Linked DNA regions of Homo sapiens: region 1 is linked to region 2. Evidence: chromatin loops called from intact Hi-C (ENCODE). Cell type or tissue: Calu3. All regions are shown on one strand. Links, peaks and the distances in the headings refer to the core of each region. The heading gives the core; the rest is flanking DNA. Region 1 overlaps LOC105374524 (a long non-coding RNA gene). Region 2 has its middle 380 kb from the start of ADGRA3.

Region 1 (5,387 bases), core at 244-5,243, 240 kb before region 2:
TTTCTTCTCATATTTCCCTCATACTACACTTCTGGTTTGTGACTACTGACTCCTCATTGTAACTTCACGTGGTGGAAAGAGGGCTAGGGAGCAGTCTGGGACCTCTTTTATAAGGGCCATAGTCTCATTTTTTAGGACTAATGACCCAAATTACCTCCAAAAGGCTTCACCTTCCCACCATCATATTGTGGAGTGAGATTTTACCACAATTTCTTCTGGGGGGACACAAACATTCAGTCCTTTATGGTAGACATCCAGGCCATGTGAGAGAGGAGCAAAGGAAATGATAGGGTAGAAGGAGGAGAATATGGGAAACAGCTTCAGATAAGTATTGTAAGAAATGGGTACAGGAACTGACTGACAAAGGACCACAGAAGAACTGTGGAGAAATGCTAAGGAGCTGGGTGACGCTGGAGATCATAAATGACTGATCCTAAATTAAAAGCTATTGCTTAGAGCATAGTCTTAATTTTTTTTTCTATATGGAATATGAAGAAAAACTGTTAGGAAAAATGAATACAAAAGGTAAAATAATGCTCATTGATAAGATAATCATTATGCTTGTTGTATTATATAAATTATACAAACTTCATGGAAACTATTTGAATAGATATTATTTCTATTTATTCAGATGAAGAAGCTGAGGCTAAAGGTTTTTCATAAATCATCTAAGATCACATTTGTAGCAATTGGCGTAGCTGGGATGGAGTCCTGGGCAGACTAGAGCTAACCTTATGCTATTGGCAGACACATACTTATTATACCAAATCTTCATTTATACTGCTGGTAATGGTTTACTATCAGCCTTTGTTGTACTGGGGTGTTTTCCCCTTCATCAGTTTTGGAGTATTTGATCTACTTCTATTGAGTTTGGTTTGAATGCAAAAATTAAAATAAATGCTTTTGTCTTTGTCAGCAGAGAGGAATATTCCAAAGTGAAGGACACTTTGTTATTCACAATTATGATTCTTTCCTCTGTTCTCTCTCTCCCTTTCCCTTCCACTCTCTGTACACACACATGTGATTCTTATTATTCACAGTAGTTGTGTTCTATGAAGTCTCCACCAACACTGAGCTAATGGGCACTGAACTTTCCTAAGGGAAAGGAAAGGTCAGGTTCCTGTGAGCCTCTGGTCACATTTCAATCAATCGACCAATACATAATCATGTTTTAAAGTCATCTTTTTAAATATTATTGTTGATTCATTAACATTGAACTTGCAAGCTTATCTGGAACATGTATTTTCTCTGTAAGGCACATCCCAGCCTTTGGCACATAGGAACACTAGACAGCAATTAAGCATGACACTTAAGGGCCATTTTAAAACACCAACAAAAAAGCACAAATAAAAAAAAAGGCACTAAATGGATCACAAAAAGACCCTTGTTTACAGTCAGAGCTGAAATAAGAAGGCAGAGTGTTGCTATGTCAGCCTCAGCTGGGTATTTGCATATGGTCAGATCAAAATTTTCCCACCCCATGCATGCCTAGGAATGACCAACAATCACCTGAAATATGGATTTTGTGGTTTCAAATAAATTTTAACAAGTAGACAAATTTGCAAATACAGGATCTGTGAATAATGATTGACTCTGTGTGTGTGTGTGTGTGTGTGTGTGTGTGTGTGTGTGTGTGTGTGAGATGGAAGTAAATTTTATCCCAGACACCAGCTAGTATTTCTTACTGTGTCAGAAACTGTTCCTTGACACAAACTGAAAGGACTGTGCATTGATGGAGAGTTTTATATAAAGTCTCCTCAAGAAGGATCCTTTAAAAAACTTGGAAACTACTGAAAACAACCTCTAACATATGAATTTCTCTTAAAAAAATTATATATATATATATATATGCCTCCTTTGAAATACCTCTTTTCTGCTCATTTTTATTTCTTTGCATCTCTTCCATCAGCAACATGTCAAAATGATGTCTACATTCTGTGCACATAAAGTCAATGTGCAACATTGGACTGGAAATAACTTGAAATTATTTGCTTAAAGCATTTCTGCTTTTGCTAGAACACTAGAAACTAGTTTTTGACTTTTACTTTTTAAACAATGATTGTCAGGACATGCTAATATATATTTTTGGCCAATCTTGTGGCTTATGACACTTCTATTCCTTCAATATTTTGCCTGCTACAGTCAGACATTTCACTATCCCTGGAGAACGCAGTAGCAAATAGGAAATGAACTGTGCAGCTGAAGAGAATTTGTCAGCAGTACATTCCTTTCTCCTTAAAAAACAAAGTAGAGAATGTTGGCTATTTATGCCCAGGCCTATTGTTTTTCTAATTAATCATGTTTTGTGTAAAAATTGCAATGAATGTATTTCTGCAAGACAACTGTAGTAACCATAAATGTTTGAGGTTCTCAGTGAACTTTCTCCTCAGATACTCAGAATTACCATACTGTCCCCCAGAAGTTCTATTTTCATCTATCATTCTGCAGCCAAATTGACATCTTTTGTTACAACTTGAATACAACTATTTCTTTTCCCATCCATAGCCTAAATAATTTCATAATAACAAGATTGTACTTCCATTAGGACTTGATAGTTAAAACCTCTTTTCTATCACTCTGTCCTATAGCTAGTTTCACTGAATATGAATATTATGGTAAAGGCCACTCCAAGTATATTTTTGGAGTCCACAGTATCATTGTAAGTTATCAGCACCAGTCTGTCCCCCTCCCCAGACAATGAGATCTTATTCATTAGGAACAATTCACCCCTCTAGTGGAAGAATCTGGGTATTGCAGCTTTAGCTCCAACAAATAGCTAAGCTTCAAGGCTGTAAGAGCATCTGCAGATTTTTAGAAAATTATTATTACAAGATTCCTTCTTTTTATGCTGGTTTGTTATTAAATATAACCCAATAGAGAAATCTCTTTAAAATGTTAATTTGCTTTCTTATGTTTATACACAGGGAAATGCTTAGAGCTATAAAAAGGCTGTACTAACACTGACTAATAGATTTTTGTTTACACTCATCTCCATTTTTCCCTTGTTTAAAGTCAAATAGAAATTGATTGGAAAAATGGTTTTTGGTATACTTTACAGAGTTAAACAATAATATGGGATGGTTTTTTTCCATATGTTTTCTATAAGCAGTAAGATTATTTTAAAATCAGCACTTTCGTACCAAAGTGGAAAACCATTCAGCCAAACTGAATTACAATGGGAAAACGATGATGTTACTACTCATGAATACTGGTAGCTATTGAGAGAGTAATGTGAAAATTCTGATTTCAGTTCTGCTACTGAGATGTCCTTGTCAGTATAAACGTTGGTAGTAAAAAATGCTTTCAAGATTTACTAGTCCAGAATGTCCCAAGAGGTGAAATAAATTCTCCAAGTTCACACAGCTAGTTAGTGGCCAAGCATAAGCCCATTTCTCCCGATTCTGAAACCCATAACTCTTTCTGGCACACAATCCTCATCGTTACAGCACAAGTCTGAATCCAGAGTGAATCAATTTGAATCACGCCTTGCTATGCACCACCTTGAAGATCACGGACAGCATCTTTCACCACTGTGCACCTCCCTATTCTCATCTGTACAGTGAGGGCAAGAGAGATGCCCCCTCAGAGATGTTTCAGCGAAGATGAAAATGAGATGCAGGAAAATTACTTAGTGCAGGACAAGATGCATAATAAGCACTCGGCGTGAGTTGACAATCTCTCCTATTAGTATTATTACCACTATGAGCTTTTTTTCTCTGTTTGGGGGCATTCTAAGAAGAGAATTTCTTTTCACTCCCTGGAGTAAATGTGTATGTAAATTAAGGGAAATTTAAGTCTTTGTTTTTTATTCAATTACTCATAAGTATTTCGGTGCTATAAGAGCTTTACTAATCTTACCCTTCATTTATGCAGTGATATAAGGGTGATAACAACTTTTTTAAAAGAGACTTTTAATTTTTTTTAAAGAGCATCATATGCATTGCCTCTATTAAGCCAGATTCATAAAATAATTCTAGCATAATTTAAATACTATATTAGAAACCAAAGATTATAAAGTGCAAATGAGATTTTCTTTTTTTTTTGGCTGCTGACATCATAACAGTTTTTACAGAGCGATTATCATCTCAATGGATATGGATGTCAAGCAGTCATTATCCTCAGATCATAACGAGGTGGACCATTAGTGCCTCCTTTGGAGACCTTATGGTCTAAGATGTTAATGAGCCTTTGGGGAACCCTAAATCCTTGGATGGTTGGCAGGGTACTCTAGACCATAACAGAACCTTCTTTGCAATGACAATGGAACCTGTCAATTTCTATTAAGGAGCTTCTTAATTCCCCAATCATTAAGATAGTGGAAGGACTTATTATACTAGCCTATAATTAAGGAAGCTTTCAGCCATAAATCCCTTCTGTTAAGTCCTTCCCTCTATTCAACATGGCATAAGTAAAGGGTAAGGCTCCCACAAGAGAAACTACGGAGACAACGTTGATCTGAGGGAAATCTTGCAGGATGAAGATTCTCCCTGGTTTCCTCCTATATCCCTTCAGCCCCTATTCACTTTCTCCCAAAGACACAGCATAAGTGAGGCCTCTTAAGTTAAAACTGGAGGTCTCCAACAACTGGTCTGGCAGGCATCTCTTGTCACGATTGACATTTTGATTAGACTGTGTTCGAGTATTTATGCTAGGCATTATGACAGAGAAACACAAGTTCAAAGCACCATCGTTGCCCATAAATAATTTACAGTCTTATTAGAAAGAGTGAATGATAAAGGTGCTATGATGGCATCAGAATGAAAGGCAACAACGCAGAGAGAAACAGACAATACTAGGGTGCTTTCCCCAACGATTGCTATAAAGAGTATATGCTACAAATTAATGAGAAAATAGGTGTGGAATTAGATGCTTAATGAATGTTATATCCTTTCTTATTTAGAAGAGGATAAGTTCAATGCGAACTGCTCACCATAGACTCATTCCTTTATACCTCAGTTTCTCAATAATTAAATGACTAGGATTAATACATCCTGCTAGAAAATATTACCAGTGGCCAGGCACAGTGGCTCACACCTGTAATCCCAGCACTTTGGGAGGCCGAGGTGGGCAGATCACTTGAGGTCAGGAGTTCAAGACCAGCCTGGCCAACATGGTGAAACCCCATCTCTACTAAAAATACAAAAATCAGCCAGGCGTGGTGGTAGGTGCCTATAGTTCCAGCTACTCCAGAGGCTGTGGCATGAGAATCACTCAAACCCAGGAGGCGAAGGTTGCAGTGACCTGAGATTGTACCACTGCACTCCAGCCTGGGTGACAGAGTGAGACTCTGGCTCGAAAAAGAAAAGAAAAGAAAAAAGAAAATATTACTAAAGGACTATTTCATGTGTTGTTATTTTCTATGAAAGAAAATAATCCATAGCATGCTC
Region 2 (5,387 bases), core at 322-5,321:
CTTTGTGGCAACCAAGTACATGTTGACATCCCTCTACCCTCTGAAGCTGGCTATGTGTCCTTCTGATCCATGTCTCTAGCAGAGGAAACTCAGTCTTTCCCATCTCATAGGTCATTTGTTCTTGGGAGAGTTAGATATATTTTCCAAATGTACTCTCTAGTGAGTGATTGGAAAGAAATCACTGGCCTCGTTATCTTCAAAGAATACCAACAGAGCATCCATCTACAACCTGCAGGATTCTGGGCATCATATAAAACCAGATAGGCAGATGCTGACCTGTCCTCACTCTAGAAGGTAACACAGATGCCCATACTGAGGATACATATAGGTTCCAAGCATATGCTTCTGTTTCTAAATGATGGACACACCAGTCAGTTAAATAACTAAAATATTGATTTTTAATAATATTGATTTTTGTTGTTTATTTATATAGTAAATCCCATAGAACAGCATCAGGAACTCTCCTAAGAGAATATGTTTTCAAAACCTGTGTTGACTACTATTTTGTGTAAAGATTGAGCGATAAATTCAACTTGAATTACAACTTGGTATCTGTCTATAGCTTCCACCTCTCAAATCAATCAAACGTTGGTGCAAGAAGACAGATTCCTGAGGGATATGAGGTGGACGTCCCAGAGAATAAATACTATACAATATATCAGGCCTATCCCTTTCATAAAATAGAGAGAATAGCTTAATTGGAAGGAAATAGATCCATATTTATCCTATTACCCAAGGCCTAATAGCCTGTTTGAATGTGTTCCCTTTGAGGGCAGTCACTCTTGGATGCCTGTTGATCTCACCCACATGTTAACAGTCTCCTGGTTTCCCAATTCTAAATTCTCTATTTCTAGAGGTCCCCAGGGTGGGCGACATGTTCTCATAAAGGGTTTTCTTGTTTCCCTTCAGCATGCTGGTTGAAATCCTATTCCTTTAAACAGCTTCTGCACATTGTTGCCTCCAGAGTCCTCAGTGAGAACAAAGATATCCACCTGGGGGCTCAAGGTGGAACCTGGTTCCATCCTCCCCAAACTGTGAGCTGAGGGGCTTGGGGGTGCCAAGACAGCACTGTGATCCTCTCAGGCCTCATGGAAGTGAAGCAACAATGGTATGTTTTACACAAAAATAGGATGCCCCAGTTTCCTCAGGCTGGCATACAAGTGGACTCTGAAATAGTACTGCTCATATCCCAAACATTCCAGAATCCTCTCACAAAGCAAGACAAACCAGTCATGAAGCTGCACCTACCAAGCATTGGGTGGTTTCTCCTCTGCCAGGCTTCACTCCCTCCCTACATCCTCTCACACAAAGTGAGATGATGAAAAATAGATGCCTGACTGTTAAACCACAACTACAGCTAGGCAGCGATTAGCCAGGAAATTGCAGAATAATGTCTAATGTGTGTTGAGTACCTAAGTTAAACCAGGCACTAAGTACCTGATGGGCTTGAATCCTGGCTCTGTCACATCTAGCTGTGTGACCTTAGCAAATTTCTAACTCCTCTATGCCCCCTTTTCTTCAGCTGTAAGATAGAGATAATAATAATAACAATGATCCCTGTTTCATAGGGTTGATGTGAGGACTAAAGGATTCAGATATAAAGTGCTTAAGATAATGTCTGATACGTAATAAGCATGACATTTTCAGCTGTTATTGCTTCTCTCAATAACCCTCTAAGGACTAATATTATTTTCAATTTAGAGATGAGAAAACTAAGGTATAGAGAAGTAATGTAACTTATCCAAGGTAAGCCAACTAATTGATAATAGAGCTGGGAGTCAAATGCAAAGATGCCAGCACTAGAGTCCAAGCTCTTCACCACCACCCTCTTGCCCTGTTATGTTCTCCCACCCTCCACCTCCACCAAAAATCAGTTCTATTAAAAGTCTTACATAATTCCCAGTTGAATTTTCTACGTGATTCTCTTCAGTTTCCTCTAGTGGGGCAGAGAGGGAACAAGAAATAGTAAATAAGCCGGGCACAGTGGCTCACGCCTGTAATCCCAGCACTTTGGGAGGTCGAGGCGGGTGGATCACGAGGTCATGAGATTGAGACCATCCTGGCCAACATGGTGAAACCCCGTCACTACTAAAAATACGAAAATTAGCCGGGCGTGGTGGTGGGTGCCTGTAGTCCCAGCTACTGGGGAGGCTGAGGCAGGAGAATCGCTTGAACCCGGGAGGTGGAGATTGCAGTGAGGCGAGATTGTGCCACTGTACTCCAGCCTGGCGACAGAGCGAGACTCCATCTCAAAAAAATAAAATAAAATAAACAAACAACAACAAAAAAGATAGTAAATAAAGAGCCCCCACTCAGCAAAGCTTCTAGCAGTACCCTTTGCAAAGATGTCTTCTCTCAAAGGCATTTATTATCCATTTTTAAACAACTAATGCTACGTTTCTAACATCTGTAATCACCAGTGACCATTCCTCTAATTTTTTGCCCTGTGTTATTTTATTTATTTAATGCTCCAGCACTAACACTGCCTTCCCCTCCGGCTTCCCCACTGTGGTTGGGCGGCTGTCCTTAACTTTCTTCTTTTGGACTTCATTCCATCAGGTAAGCTGTAACCAAAGCTCTGAACCATAAAACTTGGGCAGCCCTCCCCCTAGTGGTGATGCAGAGAATATCATAAAATTTCATAGTTTACAAAAGATTCACCATCAAAACCTACTTATTCCTTTGAAAGTCATTACAGAAAGAAGCAGCAGACGAGTGGGGAATACCAAGTGACAAGGATGGAATAGGTTAGGATGCCCCTTAAAAGCTTAGGCACTTCAGTCACCTGGAGGATAAATAAAAAACAAGATTGAAGAGGGAGGGGGGAAAAAAGCTCAAGTTTACAAGGGAGGTGCTTGTCATACATACAAAGTTCTTAAGTCAAAAGGGAGAAAGTTGTGTTAGGAAGTCGGATGAGAAATAAAGGAAGGCCACTGAGACTGGAATGCAGAGAAGAGAGAATTAGGCCAAGCCAGCACATGCAAGCTCTTCTTGGCAAAGTTTAGGATTGGAGTCTCATGTCTAAAAGCAGTGGGAAGCAAGTAAAGGTCTTTCATCAAGGAAGCTACACGACCAGACTAGAATTTTTTGCAGATTCCTAAAATCATATCTAATCATGCCGAGGTAGCAGTAAGAGTCATTTCCAATCCAGTGATTTTGTTTTCCCCATTATCTTCATTTTATATTGCAGGTCACAGGCAAGACTAAACCAACAGCAGTAGAGACCTGCTGTCTTAGCAGAGACAGAAAAAGAAATTCTTTTACTGGGAAGCAAGGGATATTTCTAACTCAGCATTCCCTGCTGGGTAGCTGTCAGCTCCGTCTGGAAATGGTGAAAGTTACTGATCAGAATAACAAGTAATAATTTCTTGGTAATCTTCCCCTCTGTGAAGGGAAAAACAATAAATGTTTCTCTGTAGTTACAACACACTTGTTTATCCATTTATTTATCCAAATGGCTTGGGAGTCTCAGAGGAGCCTGACATTTGATGGTGCCAAAGCTCTATCCATCCTTAGCCCTTTCTCCATGAAACCTTCCCAGCTGTGATCTGACTCTTTTTTCTCTGCTCTCCTACAGTAACTGATATCACTGCTTTGAGTCTAACAGTCAAATCTTATTTAAAATGACCAAAAGAGAAACTGTGAGTTCCCCTCCCCACTCAACCTGCTCACATAGGAAGAGCACCAGGTAGAGATGAAGGCAGAAATGGGGCGATGCATCTACAAACCAAGGGGGGCCACGGATTTCCAGCAACCACCAGAACCTAGGAGAGAGGCAGTGTCCTAGTCCACTTGCGCTGCTGTAACAGAATACGAGTCTCAGTAGTTTATGAAGAACAGAAATCTATTTCTCACCATTCTGGAGGCTGGGAAGTCCAAGATCAAGGAACCAGCAGGTTCAATCATCTGGTGAGGGCAGCTCCTCCGGAGGGGAGGAGTGCCATGTGCTCACGTGGCAGAAGTTGTATGGGACTGAATGCTGTGTGAAGCCTCTACCATACAGGACTTAATTGCATTCACAAGAGAGGAGCCCTCAGGGCCTCATCAGCTCATCAGCTCTTAAAAGCCTCACCTCTTAATACTGTCCCGGGTGCGGTGGCTCACACCTGTAATCCCAGCACTTTGGGAGGCTGAGGCGGGTGGATCACGAGGACTGGAGATAGAGACCATCCTGGCTAACATGGTGAAACCTCGTCTCTACTAAAAATACAAAAAATTAGGCTGAGGCGAGAGAATGCTGTGAACCCGGGAGGCAGAGCTTGCAGTGAGCCAAATAGCACCACTGCACTCCAGCCTGGGCGACAGAGCAAGACTCCGTCTCAAAAAAATAAATAAATAAATAAAGTAAATAAATAAATACTGTCACATTGGCAGCCCCTCAATTTTGGAAAGGATCCATTCAAACCATAGCATGAAGCAGATTCTCTCTCACAGACCTCAGAGGGCATCAATCCGAGCAACAGACAGCTTGATCTCAGACTTCTAGCCTCCAGAATCATGAGAATAAATTCTGTTGTTTAAACCACATAGTTTGTGCTACTTTGTTAATATAGCTCTAGAAAGCTAATACAGACTTTGGTCCCAGCCTCCCTCATCTAAGGAAATGTCAACACTCTGTCCAAAAAAACAAGGTCAGAAAGTTAAGAGTCATCCTTGACTTGCCAGTTCCCTTACACACACACACACATACACACACACACACACACACACACACACACACTCCTCTCCATATCCAAACCATTAATGAGTAGCCCATCAATGAGTAACATTGACCCTTTCCTTCCATTTCCATCCCTACCCCTTAGTTTAAGCCTCTATTACTTTTTTCCTGAGCTACTACTAAAGATTGTGTTAGTTTCCTGACTTCCTGTTTAAAGCCTTCCAGTGGTTTTCATCACATTTAAAATAAAATCCATACTCATCCTAATAGCCTGCTAGGACACACGTGACATTGTCCTGTTCATTTATTTGGCTTTATCTCTTATCCTCCTAACTCCTCATCCTTCAGGACACTAACTCTTTTCTTTTTGGCTAAAGACCATCAAGCCTATTCTCACCTTCAGGGCCTTTGCACTAGCTGTTCATTTGAGTCTGGGGTGTTATTTATCCAGGTATTTGCATGGTTGGCTTCTTCTAGTCCTTCAGACCTTGGTTCAAATGGCAATCTCTTCAATGAGGCTCTCCCTGATTACCTAATCTGAAGTAATTCATCAGTCCCCCTGTGTCACATCATCATTTTACTTTCTACTCGGTACTTTCTGTTATTTACTATTTTATTTTTGGTCAATTGAAAGTATTGATTGAGCTCCTGCTCTGTGCTGGAAGCTCTTCCAGGCCCTTAGGCATATAATGCCGAAAACACAAACACCATCCTTGTTCTCAAGTTT

The links. Peaks named below come from ENCODE experiments on the same cell type or tissue, not always from the same donor. Only the 100,000 strongest peaks of a DNase experiment are listed, where the experiment ranks them.
Region 1: it touches region 2 in a loop (4-fold over the local background); 5 of 110 quality-filtered maps call a loop at or near these places.

The regions. Positions count from the first base shown.
Region 1 is chr4:23,133,325-23,138,711 of GRCh38, reverse strand. The region is part of intron 12 of LOC105374524 (a long non-coding RNA gene); the gene reads right to left. Among named protein-coding and RNA genes, the nearest start is that of ADGRA3, 620 kb to the right of the region's middle. In Calu3, for the core only: no CTCF peak of the experiment used is centred there; a DNase peak (open chromatin) is centred at 2,711.
Region 2 is chr4:22,894,925-22,900,311 of GRCh38, reverse strand. No RefSeq gene overlaps it. Among named protein-coding and RNA genes, the nearest start is that of ADGRA3, 380 kb to the right of the region's middle. In Calu3, for the core only: a CTCF peak has its summit at 2,594 (motif pointing left); a DNase peak (open chromatin) is centred at 2,591.